2 separate regions of the Mus musculus genome follow, and region 2 is linked to region 1. A link is a contact called in ENCODE Hi-C or POLR2A ChIA-PET data. All regions are on one chromosome and are shown on one strand. Each heading gives the region's core, a stretch centred on a gene start or an enhancer-like site at or near the end of the contact. The rest is flanking DNA. Distances are from core to core; before and after follow the strand shown. Region 1 holds the start of Rbks (ribokinase). Region 2 overlaps Rbks (ribokinase).

Evidence for each region. A loop is a pair of places that touch in the nucleus more often than their neighbours do. ChIA-PET counts read pairs that join two places held with the same protein, here RNA polymerase II (POLR2A).
Region 2: a map of Patski shows a loop between it and region 1 (2.8-fold over the local background). The contact joins the enhancer-like site here to the promoter of Rbks in region 1. A Hi-C loop is called at or near these places in 3 of 37 maps with a recorded cell type or tissue (Patski, adrenal gland and heart). POLR2A ChIA-PET finds 5 or more read pairs at or near these places in 3 of 5 experiments (Patski and embryonic stem cell).

Annotation. Positions count from the first base shown.
Region 1 is chr5:31,695,369-31,700,452 of GRCm38, forward strand. Rbks (ribokinase) reads right to left here and starts at 2,242. Exons shown (of 8, transcript NM_153196.1): 1 at 2,142-2,242. The coding sequence starts at 2,233. It overlaps Babam2 (BRISC and BRCA1 A complex member 2), which reads left to right and starts at 2,682. Exons shown (of 12, transcript NM_144541.1): 1 at 2,682-2,709.
Region 2 is chr5:31,628,062-31,633,145 of GRCm38, forward strand. All of the region lies in intron 7 of Rbks (ribokinase), which reads right to left. The region is part of intron 2 of Gm38424 (a long non-coding RNA gene); the gene reads left to right. Among named protein-coding and RNA genes, the nearest start is that of Mrpl33, 17 kb to the left of the region's middle. Within about 2 kb of position 2,135, at least 1 of the 3 ENCODE cell types and tissues checked has a DNase peak (open chromatin) inside an H3K27ac peak, as active enhancers do; it is heart, where a contact is called at or near this core.

The DNA of each region.
Region 1 (5,084 bases), core at 992-3,491:
TTGATGATAATGGACTGAACCTCTGAACTGTAAGCCAGCCCCAAATAAATGTTGTCCTTTATAAGAGTTGCCTTGGTCATGGTGTCTGTTCACAGCAATAAAATCCTAATGAAGACAAAGGACTTTTCACACTTCCAAATGTGACCTGCCAAACTTAAATCTTTACTATCTGGAGCTTTACAGAAAGATGTGCTGACATCTTCCCCTAGAAAAATACACATAAGCCTCCTCACCAAAGGTCTCCAGCTATATTGTCTTCCAGTACAGAAAATCATGCCTGCCTCAGCGTAACTTAGGACAAGGTAGCAGCTCAAACATTTCTGAAAAAGGAAAATTTAGAATTTAGAGACAGACTTGGGGCTGTAAGCCTGTAATCCCAGCTACAGCAAGATAGCATGGTCAAGTGCCTAACTTACATGGTACAAGTTCAGCATGGGGAACTTAGTGAGATTCTGTCTCAAATAATAAAATTAAAAGCTATAAGTGTAGTTTAGTAGTAAAGTATTTACTAGCCATGCAACGGACCTGAGTTCAATATCTAGCACCACACACAAAATTATATAAACTTTAATTATTTGTAGCTCTTCTGTTATTGCTTCATTTAAAAAAATCATTTTTTTACTTTTAACTCTGTGTGTAGGAAAGCAATGCACTTGGAGGTGTGGGACCCTTTAGATGGGAGTTACAGGTGGTTTTTATCCAATGCTCTTAACTGTTGAGGCCATTTCTGTAGTCCCTACAACATATCAGGGTTTTTGTCAATTAACTTGCCTCTCCCAGTCTCCTTTTTCTTTCTTTCTTTTCTTTTTCTTTTTTTTTTTTTGTTTTTTTCGAGACAGGGTTTCTCTGTGTAGCCCTGGCTGTCCTGGAGCTTACTTTGTAGACCAGGCTGGCCTGGAACTCAGAAATCCGCCTGCCTCTGCCTCCCAAGTGCTGGGATTAAAGGCGTGCATCACCACGCCCGGCCCCAGTCTCCTTTTTAATTCCATCTTTTCTGTTGTGTTTGGTAATTTGAAAGCATAGACTTATTTATTCTATCTATCTATCTATCTATCTATCTATCTATTGTGTACACACTCATGCATCACATATGTAGTGTCCTTCCACCATACTGGGCTCCAGGAACTGAAGGGCATTAGGCTTTAGTCAAGCACCTTTACCTCATAGCCATCTTGATGAATCTGATAACAATTTATAATGTTTTAAGCAAGATTAAGTTAGATATATGAGGCCCCTGGAGCTGTTTTTAAAGTAGATATAGGTAGTTTGGTGAAAGGGTTTGGTTGTTTTGATTACCCCAAGGCCTTATTTCAAAGTTCTCTGCTATCTTTTGGAAAAATAGTTTAGGGACCGATGACACTAAGTTGCTGGGAAATATGGTTATTAACATAAACAGAATTATATGGCCTGAGTTTTTTGGAATACCTGAACTATTTTTTTTTCTACAATGTATATTGCTTATCTGCTTGGAAAGCTGTTTTCATAAAAACAGACGACAAAGCAGAAGGATCTTCCCTACAACCTCTCTGACCTAACTCAACTATTCTCATTTAGCACTATTTGGTCAGGTTTTTAGTGGCTGTAATTGTCATGTTTGTGTGTGTGTGTGTGTGTTTTAAATTTTGAATTCACACTTAGGTTCACCACAAAGGTTGGCCCATGGTTACATTTCCACATAAAAGTAAACTGTAAATATGGAACACTGCAGGAATGCCAACATGAGTGAAAAGGTGTTTGCCTCAGTGCCTTCTTTCACGTGTTCAATCCAGTAATACCCAGTTGGGTCTGGTGGACAAAACACTTCTTGTGCTCTCAACCCTGTGAAGTAGGTACATCATGTTCTCAGAGGTTAAAATGTCATGGGGCAGCCTGGCCAAGGAAACAGGTGCAGGTGTTTGGGGGCGCCCGTAGGTGGGGGTGTCTATCAAAGCTTTCATTCAGTCCCCCCACCCCCCATCCCTGTCCCTTCCTCTGTCATTGACCTCCACAAACTTGAATTCTGCCTTTTCACCTCAGAAGTCGTGCTTGGAAACCTGAAGCTTTCAGGAAAGTTCCAATGGTGGGTGCCCACCGATCCGAGGCCCGGGCATCCACAGTGTGGCTCGCCCTCCCGAGACCTTGCGCTGCGGCCCCGCACTAACCTGACCAGGTCGGTCATGCAGGAACCCACCACTACCACCGCTGCTGCCTCCTCCTCCTGCCAGGGCCTCCCGGGCTCCCCACACGCCGCCATTACTAATCCTGCTCAACCCTGACGCTGCCCTTTGCCCTTTGCCTGACCCCGTAACCAGGGACGCCGCCCCGTCCTCCTTAACGACGCGGGCGTTCCACCCGCCTGTGCCGGTCGCCCTCCCAAATGCCCGAAATCTCTCCGGCCTTTGGCTAGTCCTGATCCCTCTGGGACCGGTGTTCCTGCCCCGCCTCACAAGCACAGGGCCCGGCCGCCACGGCGAGAATGACAGAGCGCGCCAAGCACTAGGCCAGAGCTCCCGGGAACCTTCAGGCGCTACCCGGTCGCCTTCCTCAGCTTCCGGCTTCTCGGCGCGGGGACGCGCACGCCCGGCCGGCTCCGGAGAGGGCGGGACGTCCGGGGGAGCGCGCACGCATCCGGCCCGCGGTTCGCGCGCAGGTCGGTGCGTCGGTCGGGGGCGCGCTCGGGTAACCTGTACCCCGTCTAGTCGCCGGTTACTGATCGGACTTAAGTTCCAGGTACCTGGACCCGGGCTGGTGCGGGGAGGTTGGATCTCAGTCGCACAGGTGGCGCAGAGAGCCATGTTTGAGTATGGCCAGAGAGCTAGCCTCTTCAAGAGAAGGCCCGCGTTCCAAAGATGCCCCGCTCGCCCCACAGCACGCGGATTCCCTCAAGAGCCGCCCCCAAGATCTGAGGCTTCTCTTTCTCCACGTATCTCGTTCAGTCCTGGTTTCTGATGAAGCCCGCCTCTTTTTGCACTTGATGAGGGCATCATACAATTTGGGAGAAAGGGTTGGATCCCTTTAGATTCTCCTCAGAATGGGTGGACATTCTTTGGATCGGAACCAATTCGCTCTCCCCGCCCCTCCCTGATGTTGCCCAGTGGAGAAATTGCTCCCCCACAGTAACTTCCCTCGTGCGCCATATGACGTGGACGTGATGCAGCAGGAGGCCACCCCTTTCCGTTCCATGACGTCAACGGGGGCACATGTTTCCGTGTTTGTCATCCTCTCCTAATTGCGAGAGCCTAGATGGTGCTTTATACGTCTTTGTGTTCCCCAGACAGCCTGCCCACTAAAAGACCTCATGTGACCTTATCTTGCGGCAGCAGATTTTTTTATAAAAATTATATATTTGCATCTTCCGTCTGCAATACATCAAAATCAGGAAATACAAATTGCAAAACAAGCATTCAAGAGAGGCAGGTCACCAAAATTTCCTGCTTCTCTGGAATCAGTTATAATGGTGCCATATGTAAAGGAGAGGTGTGTGTTTCTAATCCATATCCCTGCATATTGTACCAAAGAATCATCTTTTTTTTTTTTTTTCTCTTCAAATTCCTGATTTTGGAGTCAGTATAGTTTTTTTTTTTTTTAACTTTCATTTGTTAGTGAAGTCACACTTACTGAAACATCTTGAAGCTGCACAAAACCTTGCACTGTCAAAAACTTGTATTATAGCTGCTGTTCTGGAGATAAAGACAGAAATCCATTCCCTCAGGTGTGATCCTAACGTCTTGACAGTTGCTGAAGTGGAATGGGTTTTCATAATCACTAGTGTGGTTTGGCGTCTGGAGAAGGTTGTTTCCTTTGGCATTTAATTAGTGAATCATTCAGGCTAGTACCAACACTGGATCAGCAGGAGCCTAGTTGGTGTCTAGCTGTAAAGCAATCATGTGTATAAATTCGTGACTTTGTCTTTATATTTACCGAAGTGTATGCTTTAAAAATTCACCTTGGTGCTTTCTTTAGTGGCCATTGTAATTAATGCTTGAGAAGAGGATAGGAATAGTGGAATTTGAGAGAGCTCTGGACCTGAATTTCAGTCCTTCTGTTTGTTCTTTATGTGACATTAAATAAGTAACTTGATTTGGCTGGTCTTTAGCTTTTGTATTTACAAAATGGAAACAGTATTCATTAAGAAACTGTGTGTGTGTGTGGGGGGGGAGTGGATGTTTGTGCAGAGAGGTGAGTAACAGAGATCATGTGTGAGGTGTTAGTTTGATTTCTCTTTCTTGGAGAAATTTGGTGTAAATTAGATACTCTGAGGAAAAAAACAAACCATGGAACAGTTTTTTTTTTTTTTTTTTTGTCATAAGATATCCTTCTGCTTGCTTCTCAGATGACTCTGTGTGTTTTGAATGTGAAGTAAATGAGCATCCCCCTCCAGGAACTGTGACATAGTGGGCAGACATCAGGCAGGACTGTGGAGTTTAGAAAAGTCTTCAAAGTGATAGTGTGGGTGAGCCTACTGTCCAGAAACAGTTACCCAAGTCACCTGGAATGTGGGAATTAGAAACATGCCTTATACCAGACTGTGAAGATGAATGGCAAGGCTGCATATGGAAGTGACTTATAAGTCATGCCATGCTATAAGATATATGTATTTTTATGATAGATACTATATATAGGAAAGGAGACATTTGCTCATGTTAGATGTATTAGAATGTATGGGGAGGCCAGCTCCCAAGAGTCAGAAGACAACCATGTAGAGACTAAAGTATACTGTGTAAAGCTTAAGCACCTCACAAATATTTCGGGGGGGGGCATCATGGTGTCACTGTGTGTGTGTGTGTGTGTGTGTGTGTAACTACAATGATAAAGCAAACATTCAGTTTAGCAGAGCTTATAAATTCTTATGTGGCACAGTGCTTAGAAACCAGAACAGCAGGTACTCATAATTGTACCTGGATGGGAATGAATTTGCTTTCATTGTGGGATTAATCTTTCAGATGGAGAGAGACAGTAGTCATTTGAATTGACTTATTCACCTCTAAAGCAGTAGCTTTCACCTATTAGGAGTTCGTGCACACTCTCCTGCAGCTCCGTGAACATCCAAATCACATACGTGTGATTTATTGCTTTTGTATTATCAAGTGTAAAGACTTCGCAGT
Region 2 (5,084 bases), core at 885-3,384, 67 kb before region 1:
CATGCTGGGCTGTAACCTGTGAGCCAAATAAAAATGCTCTCCTCCCTAGGATGCTTTTGGTTGTTGTGGTTATCAATCACCTCAGCAGAGCAGCACACAAGGGCTTGGTGGTGTGGGGGGGGAGGTGGGTTTTGAAGGCTAGTGGTGTAGGCAGCGCACTGGCAAAGCTGCTCGGATGGCTTCAAGGCCAGGACCTGAGAGGGGAGAATTTTGACAGACAGGGCCAAGCTGGATTGGGGGGAGGGGGGCTCTGCTGCTGGGCCTGAGGCAGTGTTGCTCTGTGGAGGCTGCTCTCTTGTTTCCCTCCTTCCTTTCAGACCACCTTCTCTGGCCAACACCCCACGTATCCACTCCCTCCTCTGCTCCCTGCCTTCCTGGGGCTCTTGTCTAAGATCATGGTTCTGTGCCATCAGTGAACTGACCCAGTTCAGACCCAGTCTCTGAGGGCTGTCTGATGAAGGTGGGAGCTGGGAAGGAAATGCTTAAAGATGGTAGACTACTACCCCAGCACGGCACCCTCACTTGAACCACGAGCTGGCTGGCCGCAGTACCTGGTTTTCTTTTCTTCCCTCATTGTCAGGCTCTTCTGGGCCTCCTGGATGTTACTTCTTGGATGTTCACTAGGATCCCTGGAGGAAGGCACAGTTCAAACTGTGCTCTATGTTGTGCAAGTTGCATTGCACCCGAGTGCCTGTGAGTGAGTGAGTCACACAAAGCCGAGAGGCCATGCAGTGAGGCATCTTGTGATTTTCAGTGTCTTGGAGGCCTGCAGCAACCCTGTGCCATCCTCAGGTTAAAGCTGAGGAAACTGATTCTCCTTGGTTCAAGGCATGTCAACAACTCTTCGATATTTAAAGAAAAGGCAGCGCTCACAGGCACAGTTTTCAGCGAGGTCATCTGTGTGGGACTCCAGTGACATAGCAGGACTGCCACCTCTTTATGACCTCGATTGTGCTAGGGTGTGGATGACCACTTGCATGTAATTCTGCACTACAGTGGCTCAAGTTTGCTGTGGAAACCTTACAGGGAAGGCAGACATTGCTTAGTCTTGTCTAGGGAAGGGTTTAGGAAGGACAGGCGGAGAGGCTTTCTTGACTGCCTGTGGGAAGAGCTTGTGTCAGGGATAAACACGAAGATCATGAATCTCTCCCTGTGCCCTGCATGCGATACCGTGTTGGTTACTTTTGCATCACTGTGACCAAAGAACTGAGTAAAAGAGGAGGAGAGGGTTGTTTTCCTCATTATTCCAGGGCTGGGGCAGGGGTCCGTAAGGACAAGAAAAGCACTTCATGGTAGGAGTGTGTGGCTTGACATAGCCTTCAAAGGCCTGTGCCTAGCAACTCACCTGCTGGCCTGGCTGTTTGTCCTCCAGGTCCTCTGTGCCACCCCCTGGGGGACAAGCACTCAGAATGTGAGTGTGAGGGGACCAATTGGATTCAAATCACAGCAGGTACCATTTCCTCTATGCTTGCCACAGGAGCAGAGAGTTTGAACTAGATTGCCTCAGGCAGGTGTGGGGGAAGAAGGGGACAACAGAGGAATTGTTGTTTTCAGGGGATAAAGGCTGAGAAGGACAATCAGAGACTCTTTACTGCTGAGGGAGGAACAACAACCAGGAGGGACTCAACAGGAAGGAGAAAATGCAGGAAACTGAGGAAGGTAAGAAAGATGGAGAAGATGGGAGGAAACTGGCCATGGCCAGAGCAGGCCTGGGGGTTTCAAGCAGGTACTGTCGTCCTGGGAGTGAGAGGCTGAAGTGTAACAACAGAGATCAGAAGTCACCAGAGCTGAGGCTACCTGGAAACTATGGGAGGGAGGGAGGGAGGGAGGGAGGGAGGGAGGGAGAGAGAGAGAGAGAGAGAGAGAGAGAGAGAGAGAGAGAGAGAGAGAGAGAGAGCACATGCCATTCTAAGAATGCCTCATCTTACAGGAGGGGGGTACCAGCAATGAAACAGGCTTATAAGAGTCCTAGTTTGTCAAATTCCAGATGACAGAAAATGGGTGAGTTGGAAGGAATGACAGATATTAAATGTGGTTGGGAAAATCCCCAAGGTAAAACACTTGCTGGGCAGCACCGCAGCTCCCGGGTGATCTTGCGAGAGTGATGTCAGCCCTGAGGCTTCATCTGTTAGGAATCTGAACCCACATGGCATGATTCAGAGGCCAAACTGCCCGAGCCACCCGAACAGAGCCCCCACATTCCTCCTGGATGTCTTCACACATTCCATCTGACAAGTAGATACCACTTGCTTTTCTTTTCAAGGCCTCTCCCTCCATAGAGCTATTCAGAGCCCACACTGCAGGCTGAATTCCTTAGTCTGCTTGTGGTTTCAGAAATGGCTGAAACATGATGACACACCATTTCTTTTTCAAGGATTTGACTAGGGGCTCAGGAGAGAGCAGATGTAAATTGTCAGGGTCCCCACTACCTTCTACATGGTGCTGGGGGCCAGATTTGCTCTAGAGCACTCGGGTCAGCCCTGCTCTCTGCATTTGGTTCGGAATGGAATTGCCTTCCAGGGATCATTTTAGGGAGCTGCCTCAGTTGCTCTAGGCTGGCCTGGCAGTCAGGCCTACCCTCCTCTGGCACTGATGTCTAAGCATACACTTCTGCCTCCTTCCCCTGTCCAGGAGCTGAGGCATGAGAACCTGATTGGGTTTAGGCATCCCAAACTTCAGGGACACCATGCAGAAGGACCTTTTAATCTCTCTTCAGTCTCTTTGTTACCTCAGTCATCTTTTAGGGATGGTGAGTGGGTTGCCTTCTCACTTGTATTGAAGCCTCTCTGCCATTTGAAAAACTCACAACTGAGATGTTTTCTCAAGTGGAACCATGCACAAATGGGGTGGGGTCAGACAGATCCAAAACCCCCATTTGACTGATGTACTGGTTGTGTGATCTCTGGCAGGTTGTTCAGCTTTTCTGCATCTATTTACCTGTATGATGGGACTGTTGTAGCTACTAATTCAGACAATGTCAGGGGGTCCAGGAGAGCCTGGCAGAATGGGTGTTCAACACAGCAGGGCAGACTACATGGTATATCAGAGGCCATTTCTTTTACATGTAGTAGAAACTCATGACCTAGATGAGTGGGGGCAGACAAGGTTCCAGGAACAGAAGGGGTCACCATCATAGGGACTCCATCCTTTGAGAGTTAGAGCAAGGTTGATTTTCTGTTCCCAGCTCAGAGGAGAAGAGTCAGAGGGCTTGGAAGGGGTAGAAGCTAGTATCCTAGAGCCCCTGATTATGCAGGCCAGGATGTAAAGAGCTCCAGCAGTGGCCATCAGAATTTCCCCGGAACTTTGACCTTCACTCCGCTGTGGGCTAGGTGAGGTTCTCCATGAACCCTTTAGTGAGTTCATGAGAATCTGAAAGGAAATAAACCTTGAGACCTGTGATTCATGTAATTTATGTCAAATAGCCCAAAGAGTTGTTTGTGAGCTTTGAAACCTGGGGCTGAGAACATAGCAGAACAGGCTAGGACATGCCCGGGCAGGCCTGTCGTTACATGTCCTGACTGGCCTAGTGCCTCCCTATCTCCCGCCCTTCTGACAGTCTGTTAATGTTTAAATGGACCAATCATGTGAAACCGCGCCAATTCCTCCCCCAGCCCCACCCCTTTTCTATAAAAGTCCCTAGCTTCCAAGCCTCAGGGTCGAAACCACTGTCTCCTGCGTGAGATAAGTTTCGAACCGGAGCTCTGCCATTATGGCTCCACCATGTGGTCAGCACCTCTGTCTCCTGCGGGAGATACGTGTAGGCCTGGAGCTCCATCATTAAACTACCTCATGCTTTTACATCAAGATGGTCGTCTGTTCGTGATTCTTGGGTGCGTGCCGAACGAGAATTGAGTGGGGGTTTCCCCACTAGGTTCTTTCAAATCAAGTAACGGGAGTAGAGTGGACAGTCCTGGGGTCAGTGCAGAACTGGGGAAGCCAGGCAAGGCTCAGACATCCCTAGGGGATAAGGAGCAGAGGCTTTAGGAAAAGTCAAAGCCAAGAGAGGTGGGGCTGGAGATCGGCTCAGAAAGGGGGCTTCCCATGGCAATGACCGACATCCTGGACCTCCACTGCACTATAGCTTGGTAGAACACTCTGCTCTCCATGGCTGAGCAGATGCTGTCACTGCCAGGGAGAGTTGGAGCAGAGCTCAAAAGGTGGCTGAGCAAGCCTGGGCTAAGAGTCTCCTAGCAGCCCTGGAATCTGAGGTCAGGGCTCATCGTGGTGAGCAGAGCCATCAGGCTTCAGGGTTCCCTTCCCCATGTGACGGGTCAGCTCTAGCTGCTGGGGTGAGCAGGGAAACTCAGCTGAGGACTTTTCTTTCATACAGGGTATGGGTTCCCAAGTGGTTGGTGTCTCTTTAAAGAGGGACAGGAAGTCTAAATGTGCAGATGAGTATATTTGCTGGCTCAATATTTCACGCGGAAAAGAAGGGTGAGGAGGAAAACATTTACAAGGTTCTTTGGGGCAGGGGGTGACAAGAGTACATCTGAGAAATACTGAGGGGAAGGCCTCATGCTCTGAAGGGCAAGTGGGCTAGACAGGGTCTTTGACGTGTGGGTTACCCTAAAGGCAAACACTATTGCAAGGCATAGTGGGTAGCTGTTGGTGGTTCCCTGCTGTCTTTCCATTGAGCCAGACGTTCTAACATGGTTACCAGTGAACACTGGGAAGTCTCAAAGCCTCAGAAGAAGGCATTTAGGAGCAGATGGGGACCAGGAAGACTGATACTATATCCCAGGCACAACAGTGCAAAGGCTCCACCTGGGTAGGCAGTGAGCTCTCTGGTGGACTGAGCCTGAGATAGGCTGTTTGTGCAAGAGCTCAGTTCACAGCTCCCACCGGAAGGGATCCCTCTCCTGTTATCAGCTCATGTTTATCTCAGGGGGATGAGATCTCGTCCTTCCCCAACCTCAAATGTCCCACCTTCCCAAACCAGATCAGTTTATGAACATCATGACAGCCAGCCAGAACCCAGATTTCTTCTCTGTAAGTGTAGCTGATCTCCACTCTAAATAATCTGCAGGGAACATGACAATTTATTATATCACAGATGTCCATGTCCATGCCCCTTTGTGATAAAT